Linked DNA regions of Homo sapiens: region 1 is linked to region 2. Evidence: chromatin contacts called from ENCODE Hi-C or POLR2A ChIA-PET data. All regions are on one chromosome and are shown on one strand. Each heading gives the region's core, a stretch centred on a gene start or an enhancer-like site at or near the end of the contact. The rest is flanking DNA. Distances are from core to core; before and after follow the strand shown.

Evidence for each region. A loop is a pair of places that touch in the nucleus more often than their neighbours do. ChIA-PET counts read pairs that join two places held with the same protein, here RNA polymerase II (POLR2A). Pooled maps may share reads with other maps.
Region 1: a loop to region 2 is called in a pooled map, with 3 times the contacts of the local background. The contact joins two enhancer-like sites. A Hi-C loop is called at or near these places in 2 of 168 maps with a recorded cell type or tissue (gastrocnemius medialis and sigmoid colon) and 8 of 50 pooled maps. POLR2A ChIA-PET finds 5 or more read pairs at or near these places in 3 of 52 experiments (B cell, H1 and activated CD4-positive, alpha-beta T cell).

The regions. Positions count from the first base shown.
Region 1 is chr16:17,392,972-17,398,944 of GRCh38, reverse strand. The region is part of intron 1 of XYLT1 (xylosyltransferase 1); the gene reads left to right. Among named protein-coding and RNA genes, the nearest start is that of XYLT1, 75 kb to the left of the region's middle. Within about 2 kb of position 1,989, at least 22 of the 41 ENCODE cell types and tissues checked have a DNase peak (open chromatin) inside an H3K27ac peak, as active enhancers do.
Region 2 is chr16:17,221,572-17,226,903 of GRCh38, reverse strand. All of the region lies in intron 3 of XYLT1 (xylosyltransferase 1), which reads left to right. Among named protein-coding and RNA genes, the nearest start is that of XYLT1, 250 kb to the left of the region's middle. Within about 2 kb of position 1,928, at least 11 of the 41 ENCODE cell types and tissues checked have a DNase peak (open chromatin) inside an H3K27ac peak, as active enhancers do.

The DNA.
Region 1 (5,973 bases), core at 740-3,239, 170 kb before region 2:
TGAACCTGGGAGGTAGAGGTTGCAATGAGCCGAGATCGAGCCACTGCACTCCAGCCTGGGTGACAGAGCAAGACTCTGCCAAAAACAAAACAAAACAAAACAAAACAAAAAAACAGTGGGGGGGGGCGGGGACATTTGGACATAGCCATGCACACAGGGAGGACACTTTGTGAAGGCGAAGGCAGAGAGGGGCATGATGTATCTACAAGCGAAGGAACATTCAAGATTCCCAGCAGACCACCAGAAGCCAGGAGAGGGGCATGGAACATTCTTTCTCACAGGCTTCAAAAGGAACCAACCCTACCAACACCTTGATCTTAGATTTCTAGGCTCCAGAAATGGGAGGCAATACATTTTGATTGTTTAAGCCATTTAGTGGTGCTTTGTTATGGCAGCTGGCAAGAAACGAATACATCATCCAAGGGCCATGGTTCACCCATCATCTACTCCCCGAAAAAAATCACTCATACTCACTTAAATCCACGTCTCCACCTGTGCCCTGAGTAAGTCCTTAAATCTGCCATGTAGGCCACCGAAGTTTCAGCTGTCTCTGCCCTTTAGTCTTGCAGAAACACAGTCGGTCTTACGTTGTTACTTTACAGGTAACACCCTCCCTGTGACATTCTAAGCCCCAGATGGGGAGCTGGGCCTCTTTCTTTGTCTTGATTCCAGCAGGCACTTAAGCAGTGCTTGTTGGATTCAGTAGATTTGCCCACTCTGACTCCTGAGATAGACTAGATGCACTTCTAGTCCTTATCTTTCTGGAGTTTTAGCCTCTTGCCTTGTCAGTCCTTTGGTGACCATATGCCACTCAATATTTACGTGGCCTCCGTGGATCCAAGGTCTGCATTTTCCAATCTGGACTCGTATATGTGAAAGAGCTGTTCACGAGATCAGCAGTTTGAGCCAGCCTGACCAACACGGTGAAACCCCGTCTCTACTAATAATACAAAAATTAGCCGGGAATGGTGGTGCATGCCTGTAATCCCAGCTACTCAGGAGGCTGAGGCAGGAGAATCGCTTGAACCCGGGAGGCAGAGGTTGCAGTGAGCCGAGATCGCACCACTGCACTCCAGCCTGGGCAATACACTGTCTCAAAAAAAAAAAAAAAAAAAAAGAGCTATTCAAACTATGGAGTGCCCTAGTAAAATCGTAGCAATGACTCATTCCGCTGTTTGTATGTCTGAAGAGGGACAGTGAGCTAGACTCAAAGGCTCAGGTTCCGGTCCAGCTTTATCATTCACCAGATGGCTATCCCTAGGAAAGTCACTTGACCTCTCTGAACTTTAGTTTTCTCAGCTTGCCTTGTCTGCCTGGGTTGGCAGGGAACCAAGAATATGTGTGAGAGGCCTTTGATAGCATCAGAGCAGAGGCTGTAGACATAGAGTAAAGGGGGGAATGAAAAGGTTCTCATGGTGATCTGGAGAACAGGTACCCCAGCAAAAGGGGTCTCCATGGGAAGGGTGGGCCCAGGGTTGCCAGATCGTCAGAGTTTTTAATAGAAGCCGGAAAGGCGGTTTATTATGATGTATCCCAGCCATCCAATGTTGTCTCGGGTGTTTTTTAAGCACCACAGGTTCATATCAAATTAGATTGCAGACTGTTTCTGGGCCCATGAGCCACCGTTCTGTGATGCCTGCTGTAGGATTTGATTCAGATAGAGGTCGATGGCAATGCTTATTTCCTTTCTGTTACCCGAACCTGCCGATCCAAGCATCCTCCTCAATAACTCTGAAATGCAAGAGTCAATATTAACCAAGGAAAATTTACGTTGTCACCCTCCAGGAAGCCTTCCCTGATCACATCCCTCCTGAATTGAATTGGATCAGAGGTTGGCCAGCCTTTTCTTAAAGGAGCAGATAAGAGGTATTTTAGATGTTGAGGGCCCTTCAGTCTCCTTGGCAACTACTGAACTGTGCCTCTGCAGCCGGAAAGCAGCCAGAGATAACATGTAAACAAATGAACGTGGCTGTGTGCCAATAAAATTTTATTTGCGAAAATAGGCCACGAGCTGAATCTGGCTATGGTATGGGATGGTAATCATTTCCTGATACTCTAGTTAGATACTTTTTTTTCTGAGGTGGAGTCCCACTCTGCCCAGGCCAGAGTACAGTGGCCTGATCTTGGCTCACTGCAACCTGCACCTCCTGGGTTCAAGCCATTCTCCTGCCTCAGATTCCCGAGTAGCTGGGATTACAGGTACCTGCCACCACGCCCGGCTAATTTTTTGTATTTGTAGTAGAGATAGGGTTTCACTGTTTGGCCAGGCTGGTCTCAAACTCCTGACCTCAAGTGATCTGCCTGCCTCGGCCTCCCAAAGTGTTGGGATTATAGGCGTGAGCCACCGCGCCCAGCCTAGATAGCTTTTTTATGTACTACCCTAACACCCTGAATTTAGCCCCTTATCAGCAGTCTACTACCACAACTAAGAATAAACACATTTATTGAGCACTTACTGTGTGCCAGGAGCTGTTCCAACCCCTTCATTTATCTTTACTCATTTCTCACAGTGAGTTTGTGTGGAAGGTCCTGCTGCTATCCCCATTTCACAGATGAGAAGACTGAATCACAGAAAGGTTAAGCAACATGCCCAAGGTCACCCAGCTGAGCTTTCAGACTCAGAAGCAAATAACGCTTTGCTTCTATGGCTCACCCAGCAGGTATTTCACGTCATCTCTGTATTTCCTTGATGCCCAGCACAGGGACTGGCTGTAAGGTTGTGCCCAGGAGTCACTGCATGAGTGACAGGCATTATTTCCGGTTTTGCAAACCTGTACAGGAGGGGTGTAGATACAAACGTTGCATTGTAACCCTTTCTAAATAGACTCAGAGAGTCTGCCTGGGACAAACTTTCCCAAGCCAGACGCCTTTGTTTTTCATGCGTCGAGAATTTGGCAGCTCTGGCTTGGACTTGCACAGGGCTACTTTTAAACATCTGGTTCTCTTAGCAGCCCTAAAATCCAACAGCACCCATAACAACTTTCATCTCTCTGCCGTGGCGCCTTGTGAAACATCACAGCCCCCCTTGGCTGATTGTAGGAATGGTGAACAGAGTCTGCTGTTCACCAACCAACAGATGAGAGTGACAGAGAGGACACTACATCTGAGTCCTTCCCCGAAGGGTCCCTGAAGAATTCCATGTCAATATGGTAAATTGATTCCGATTTGAAAAGCCCTTCACAGATTTCACTGTATTTAAAGGAGTCCCCGATGAGAATCCTTTATATTGTGAATGATCTCCTGGTAATTGATCTGCTTTAGAAGTTTGGCTTCAGTTTAACAGGGGCACCTGTGTTGTTCTGTACTTCTGTGAGCAGAGCTCAAAGTATTATAATGAGCAAGAATAATTATTATGATTATTTATAGGGAGTCATTGTGATGTGCCAGGCACTTGTGACATATGCTTTGTTTTATGTGATTATTTTTATTTTTTTAGAGATAAGGTTTCGCTGTGCTGCCCAGGCTGGAGTGCAGTGGTGCGATCATGGCTCACTGCAGCCTTGAATTCTTAGGCTCAAGTAATCTTTCTGCCTCAGCCTCCCAAGTAGCTGGGACTACAGGAATGCACCACCCTTCCATTTTTTAATATTTAAGAGATTGGTGTGGGTGGGGGTTGATATGATTTGGCTCTGTGTCCCCATCCAGCTCTCATCTCGAATTGTAATCTCCATGTGCCAAAGGAGGGACTTGGTGGGAGGTGATTGGATGAGGGGGGAGGTTTTCCCCATGCTGTTCTCATGATAGTGAGTGAGTTCTCATGAGATCTGATGCTTTAAAAGTGTTTGGCAGTTCCCCCTTCACTCTCATTCTCTCCTGCTGCCGTATAAGATGTGCCTTGCCCCTCTTCCTCTTCTGCCACGATTGTAAGTTTCCTGAGGCCTCCCCAGCCCATGTGGAACTGTGAGTGAGTTAAACCTCTTTTCTTTATAAATTACCCAGCCTCAGGTAGTTCTTGATAGCAGTGTGAAAATGGACTAATACAGGGGGGATGGGCAGGGATCTCACTCTCTTGCTCAGGCTGGTGTTGAACTCCTGTCCTCAAGCGATCTTCCTGCCTTGGCCTCCCAAAGTGTTGAGATTACAGGCATGAGCTACCATGCCCAGCCCAACAAATGCTTTATATACTCTGTTTCATTTGTCCTTTTCAACTCCTCTAAGGGGTAGGTGCTGACCTTTTGCCTATAGGTAAACTGAGTCATAGAGAAGTTAAATTGTGTGCCCAAGGTCACATAGCTGGTCAGTAGCACTGCTGGGATTCAAACCCAGGCGGTCTAGCTCCAGGGCCAGAGCTCTTCCCACCCTCCTCTGTTGTTTTCTCTAAGCGTGGTGGCTTTATTTATCTCCAGAAATGCTGTCCTCCTCCATGGTCTGACATGGAAGCTCAGGTGCTTCTTGCACAGTGGGTAAAGTTGTGCTGTATGTCAGTGAGGATGGACTGCTGCCTCCAGGGCACTCTGCCCAGATGCTCCCTATTGGAATCACTGGGCCATATCAGCTTCTCTGAGAGAGCAGAATGAAAAAGCTGGCAGGGTTGGACTTGGTGGATCGTGTGGAGACCACCGCTGCCTCCCATGGAGAAGATACCTCCATGAAGGCAGAGTAGAAATCTGTTCTCCGTGAACTGCAACGGTGATCGCTGCTGTGGTGGGTGACATGAGCCACCCCTGTACCGTCCAGTGAGGTGGCCAGCAGCCACATGGGGCTATATCAGGAGCCCTGGAAATGTGGCTAGAGCAGTGAGAAATTGAAGTTTTACTTTTATTTCATTTTCATTAATTTAAAACCTGATACCTGATTCAGTTATTAAATATATTTGGAACTACTTGGGTCTGAGAATTTACTTCATTTGACATTTAAAAAAAAATCAATTGGCCGGGCGTGGTGGCTCATGCCTGTAATGCCAGCACTTTGGGAGGCCGAGGTGGGTGGATCATGAGGTCAGGAGATCGAGACCATCCTGGCTAACACGGTGAAACTCCGTCTCTACTAAAAATAGAAAAAATTAGCCAGGTGCGGTGGCGGGCGCCTGTAGTCCGAGCTACTCGGGAGGCTGAGGCAGGAGAATGGTGTGAACCCAGGAGGCGGAGCTTGCAGTGAGCCAAGATGGCGCCACTGCACTCTAGCCTGGGCGACAGAGCAAGGCTCCATCTCAAAAAATAATAATAATAATAATAATAATTAATTAATTAATTCTTTTGAGATGGGGTCTCCCTATGTTTCCCAGGCTGGTCTTGAACTCCTGGGCTTAAACAGTCCTCCCACCTTAGCCTCCAAAAGCACTAGGGTTACAGATGTGAGCCACCACACCCAGACTCATATGACATTTTTCCGAACTCTAAAGATGTAGCATGTATTGCTGGTGAACATTTAGCATCTACATTGAGATATGACAGCATGATCTCATCAGTGGGAGTGGGAGCTAAATATGTGTACACACAGGCATTGAGTGTGGAATGAGATAGATACTAGAGACTGTGAAGAGTGGGAGGGTGGTTGGGGGGGATGATGAGAATTACTTCATGGGTATAATGTACACCGTTTGGATGATGGTATACACTAAAAGCCCACACTTCACCACTCCACAGTTTATCCATGTAACAGAATTGCTCCTGCACCCCTTACATTTATAGAAATAAAAAATAAACACATTGAGGTATGCCGTCATGTAAAATACACACCATCACCTTCAGATCCACCTGCTCACATCATGTGCTACAGTTGTGGTTTCTTCTGCAAACCAAAGTGTCTGCCACAGGCCTCAATCAGTTTAGAGGTTTCTTTTGCCAAGGTTGAGGACATCCCCAGGAAAAAGGGATGAAAGTCGCTGGAGGATCTGGCCTGTGCTTTTTCCAAAGAGGGCTTTGAGGACTCTGTATTTAAAGGGGAAAAAGTGGGCAGGAGGGGAAGGAGGAAGGAAAGAAAAGAGGGAAGGTAGGGAGTGAGGTGAGAGGTCACATTCTTATGAGGCTTTAA
Region 2 (5,332 bases), core at 679-3,178:
GGCTCAAAGCAATGAAGTCATTTGCTCAAGGCCACACAGTGATGGACCCAGGTCTATCTAAAGTAGTATTTTTTTTTCCAGGGACATTTGGCAATATCTGGAAACTTCGTTTTTATTTTTTGAGACAGGGTTTCACTCTGTCATCCAGGCTGGAGTACAGTGGTGTGATCTCGGCTCACTGCAATCTCTGCCTCCTGGGCTCAAGCCATCCTCCCACCTCAGCCTCCTGAGTAGCTGGCACTACCACCACCACCACACCTGGCTAATTTTTGTATTTTAGTAGAGACAGGGTTTCGCCACGTTGGCCAGGCTTGTCTCAAACACCTGACCTCAGGTGATCTGCCCGCCTCAGCCTCCCAAAGTGCTGGGATTACAGGTGTGAGCCACTGTGCCTGCTGGAAACATTTTTAATGGTCACAACTAAAGAAAGGATGCTCCTGGCATTTAGTGGATCGAGTCCAGAGATGCTCCTGGGCACTGCACAATGCACAGGACAGCTTGCTGTCACCTCCAATAGAGAGTTATCCAGCCCATAGTGCTAGTAGTGCTATAGTACAAGGGTACTACGGCCCTGAGGCTTTGAATGTAACGGTGGCCTTGAATGTCCCTACGGTATGTGGCTCTGTAACTGCTGCTGGTGTTTCATTGGTTTCAGTTGCTCAGAGTCACAAGCTGCACAAATACATTCAGAAGGTGCTGCCTTCCCTTTGGTTGTGTCAAGAATGGCAGAGAGAATAGGGACATAGGTCCAGATATGCCTTCTACTAAATCTTGGGACTTCATCATTTAACCATAACAGCCTCCAAGGATAATAGTTCTCAGTGTAAGCCGTCTCCCCCATTCTGTCCATCCTGGAGGGGTCCCCTTCAAACCCACTACCTCATGCAAATTTCCAGCAGCTGAAATGAATACATGCAGATTTTTTTTTATAATTTTTTGCAGATGTTCTTAGGGGTAAGGTAAATATGTAATTTACAAAAATCCAAAGAACTTATGATCCGAATCTGCTTAAGCCACATGAAGTCAACAGAGGGTTAAAAGCACCCAATTTATTTTCATCAAGAAATTTGAACTTTGGTCGTAGAATGCAACTTAGCTGCGATTCTACATTATTTATGATTCATGGGGCATTGTAACTTACCACAGTCTCTGAGTAATCTTTTTAAGCCTGCCAAAAGAACCGGTGTTAATTGCTTACACTGGAACATATTTGCTGTTGGAAATGTCACACCATAATTATATTCCATTTCGCTGTCTAACAAGTAATATACTAAAAGAAAATTGGGTTTTTTTTTTTTCCTCCTTCTTCTTGTGATGTGCAAAACCATTCCTGAAACGCTTCAAGCAGCTCGCAGGTGGCAAGTTTCTGGACTTGTCAAGAAATTAGGCAGAAAACTTTCTGGGTTTGCTGATGGTAATACAAGCCAGACCAGCAGGGTCTGCTTGGTGGACTTTGTAACCTGAGCTCATGCTCAGAAAGCCCCATGTTAGATTTTATGCTTTGCTTTCACCGTCTTGACACTCTTAATATTTTTTGAACAAGGGGCCTTGCATTTTCATCTGTAGTGAGCCCTGCAAATTATGGAGTTGGTCCTAAAAAGGAGGAGGAAAGGGAGAGGGACATGGCCCATGGAGACTGGGATTAAAGATCAGGAAACAGTTGACGTTTCAGAACATGATGAGAATTTCAGAGACACAGACCAATTATAAATAGAGAGAGAGAGAGTGTGTGTGTGTGTGTGTGTGTGTGTAAAATAAGAATTGGTGGCTTACGAGGTCACACAGGACAAAATGTCTAATCAGATGACTCTTCCTGGAAGACTAATACTATATTTGGTAGGCTGAGCATCTGTTAAACCAGGGACTGGCAAATGATAGCCCACAAGCCAAATCCGGCCCACCACCTGTTGCGTAAGTTAAGTTTTATTGGAACACAGCCACACTCATTTGTTTTGGTCTTGTCTGTGGCTGCCTTCTCTCTACAGTGGCAGAGTTGAGAAGTTGCAACAGAGAACCATATGGCCCACAAAGCCCAAAGTGTTTACTGTCTGTCCTCTTATAGAAAATAAAATATTTAAGATTCCTGTCTTAAAATCTAGGGAGAGCCTCATGCACCTCGCTACAAGAGAGGCTGAGAAGTGTTGAAGAAATGTTGATAAGTGTCACATTCTCATTTGTAATTGTGTATAACAGAGGGGAAAATGGATGTTGATGGATGGTTAGCTGTCTCTGGCATACCCCTTTTGCAGATTTGGAAGCTGAGGAGGCTTCAAGAGTTCATGAAGCCATTTGCCCAAGACCACAGATCAAATAAGTGACAGAGCCAGGACGCAGAGGGAAGCCTGACTTGAAAGTATAAAGCACGTGCTTTCTAAATTGTGATAGCTTCCCTGCATCTGCTAACAAGTGCACGTACACTGAGTAATCTTTTGCACAGATACACTGATAAGACTGCGAAATAAGACTGTGAAAGAAAACAAGCCAAATCACAGATGGCTCTTGCCCCCAAAGGGTGATTAGGCATGCACGTGCCTGGTCTTCATAGAAGGCAGATGCTGCTAAAAGTGTTCGTTGGGTCATTCATTTGTTCATGTAAGAAATGTATGGAAAGTTTAGGCTTTGTAAATGGTTCACCTTCACCCATCTCAATGCCTTGCTTTTCCTCCTGTCCGTCTTGTCGCTGATAGAATGTGGTCAACAATCAGAACATCTGTACAACAGCTCCTAGATGACCAATATACCACAGCCTTCAATTAAAATATGTCAGGTTACCTTCTTCAGTATTTCCTTTCCATTTTCCACTTTGGGAAATTGAAGCTCAAAGGTTCTGGTAGCTTCTCTAGATAACAGAGCTAGCGAGGTCTGGTCCTAGAATTTGAACCCAAGCCTTTCTGCCTTCAGTAACCAGGTATAGAATCACTATATTAGTTAGGGAACATCAGCTGCTATAACAATCAAACGTAGCAATGTTTGTTTGCGTTGAGGTCACACAGGGCAAACTGTCTAATCAGATAACTCTTTCTGGAAGACTAGTACTTTATTTGGTAGATAGAGCTTCTCTTCAACCAGAGATGGGTAAACTGTAGCCAGTGGGCTGAATCCAGCCCACCACCTGTTTTGTAAGTCAAATTTTATTGGAACACAGCCACCAGTGTATAATGTCTCTAACATGAAGATGGTTGATGTCTTCATCCTCTGCCATCCAAAATAGATGTTCCTGATTGACTCCCCTCCATGTTGTAATTCAGGGATCCAGGCCCTTTCCATCTGACTCCACTATCTCCACTATCTTCAACACACAGCATCCAAGGTCACCGTGCTCTTCTGCACCCAGACAGTGAAGAGGGAAATAGCACAGAGAAGCATGCACAGGTGTCCATGGGTAAGCCTAGAAGTTGTGTGCATCACATTTCTATTTTATTGGCTAAAGCACAGCCTCTTGGCAAGACCTGACTGCAAACGATGTGAAGTAGGTTGTAGTGAGTGCCATGAATAAAGCAGACGTGGTTTTGACCAAGAGCCTCAACCACTCTGATTGCCCTACTGCTCTGCCCAGAGTTGCTTCCCTTTCCTTTGGGTTATTTCCAGCCCCCTGGCCCCTGTGAAATACATGTGACCACGTGGCTCTGTTCCTGCAAAAGGGTCAGCTTCCCCAATGCTGGGAACACATCTCCAGGAAGCATTCCTCTGTGAGTGCGACTGTGCATCTGACAGGGATACGGGGCACAGCGGGAGGCAAGGTTAGTAATTTAGTTGTTACTGGCTGACAGGTTAGTCTTAGAATATGTTCCCTGCAATTCAAGGCTTGCACGAAAGAGACAGAGAGAGGCACTTAACAAATGTCAGCCTTTCTTTTTTTTTTTTTTTTCCTGGCGCAGTTGCCTCACACTGACCCTGAAGCATTTGAGGGGTGTCTCTGTGTGAGTTCATCAGCGCCTAGTCCCAGCCCCCGCTTGGTGTTCTTGATTCCTCTTTCCTGTGAGGTTTCCCTGAGTGTGGTTCACGAAGAGCGGCCGTCACAGTTGCCAGAGGGCCCCTGAAAATACTGAAATACTGCCAGGGTGGTGATCTGGAGGGAGGAATGCAGGATTCTTTTTTTTTTTTTTTTTTTTTTGAGACAGAGTTTTGCTCTGTCACCCAGGCTGGAGTGCTGTGGCACGATCCCGGCTCGCTGCAATCTCTGCCTCCCGGGTTCAATTGATTCTCATGCCTCAGCCTCCCAAGTAGCTGGGATTATGGGTGTACACCACTGTGCCCATCTAATTTTTATATTTTTAGTAGAGATGGGGTTTCGTCATTTTGGCCAGGCTGATCTTGAACTCGTGACGTCAAGTGATCCACCCGCCTCCACCTCCCAAAGTGCTGGGATTACAGGCGTAAGCCACTGCGCCCGGTCTAGATTCTGCATTTTAATAAGCTCCTCAGACAATCTTTTTCAGGATCACGGGTTTCAAGCAGTTTCTCAACCTTGGCATTTGACATTTTGAACCAGATAATCCCTTCTGTGGGGGCCGTCCCGTACATGGTGGGACGTTTAGCGGTATCCCTGGCTTCTACCTCCTAGGTGCCAGTAGCATTCTTTCTTCCAGTTGTGACAAATAAAAATGTCTCCAGACATTGCTAGATGTCCTCAGGGAGACAAAATTGTCCCTGGTCAAGAAGTGCTGGCTTAGGGCATAACTTAGTATGTTTCTGTGACATAAAATATAAATGTTCCTCTAGGACCCATGTTCTTCTCTCCATTACTAACTCCCAGGTATCTGGGTCGGGTCCTAGGATTCAGTCTCCCTCAGAGGAACGTGAGTGGAAATGATGGTTACTTCTTGGCCAAGCCAGTTGACGGGCTGTGAATTTGTCATGCCAATCGCTGTCCTCTCTGTGCACTGCAAGAGAAGGGTGCTAAGGAGTGGGATTGTGTAGTTGAAGCAATTTGGATCCTCAAGTCACCTCTTGGAGGACGGCCCTGTAGGAGAGCTGCTCAAGCTGCATAGGAGCAGGAAATAAGCCTTTGTTGGGTTCAAGCCACTGCGATTTTGGGATCCATGTGTTGAGCCCAGCATTGCCCTGGCTCATACTGGATTTTAGTGCTCTATGTAAAGCACAAAGGAACTGTCAACTTCCTCTCTTATAAGTCATCTGAAACCTGTTCTTTTTATTTTTTCTTGGAGACAAGGTCTCACTCTGTTGCCCAGGTTAGAGTACAGTGGCGTGATCATAGCTCACTGCAGCCTTAACCTCCCAGGCTCAAGCGATCCTCCTGCCTCAGCCTCCCGAAGAGCTGGGACTACAGGTGCACCCCACCACACTCTGCTTAAAACATATTCTTAATACA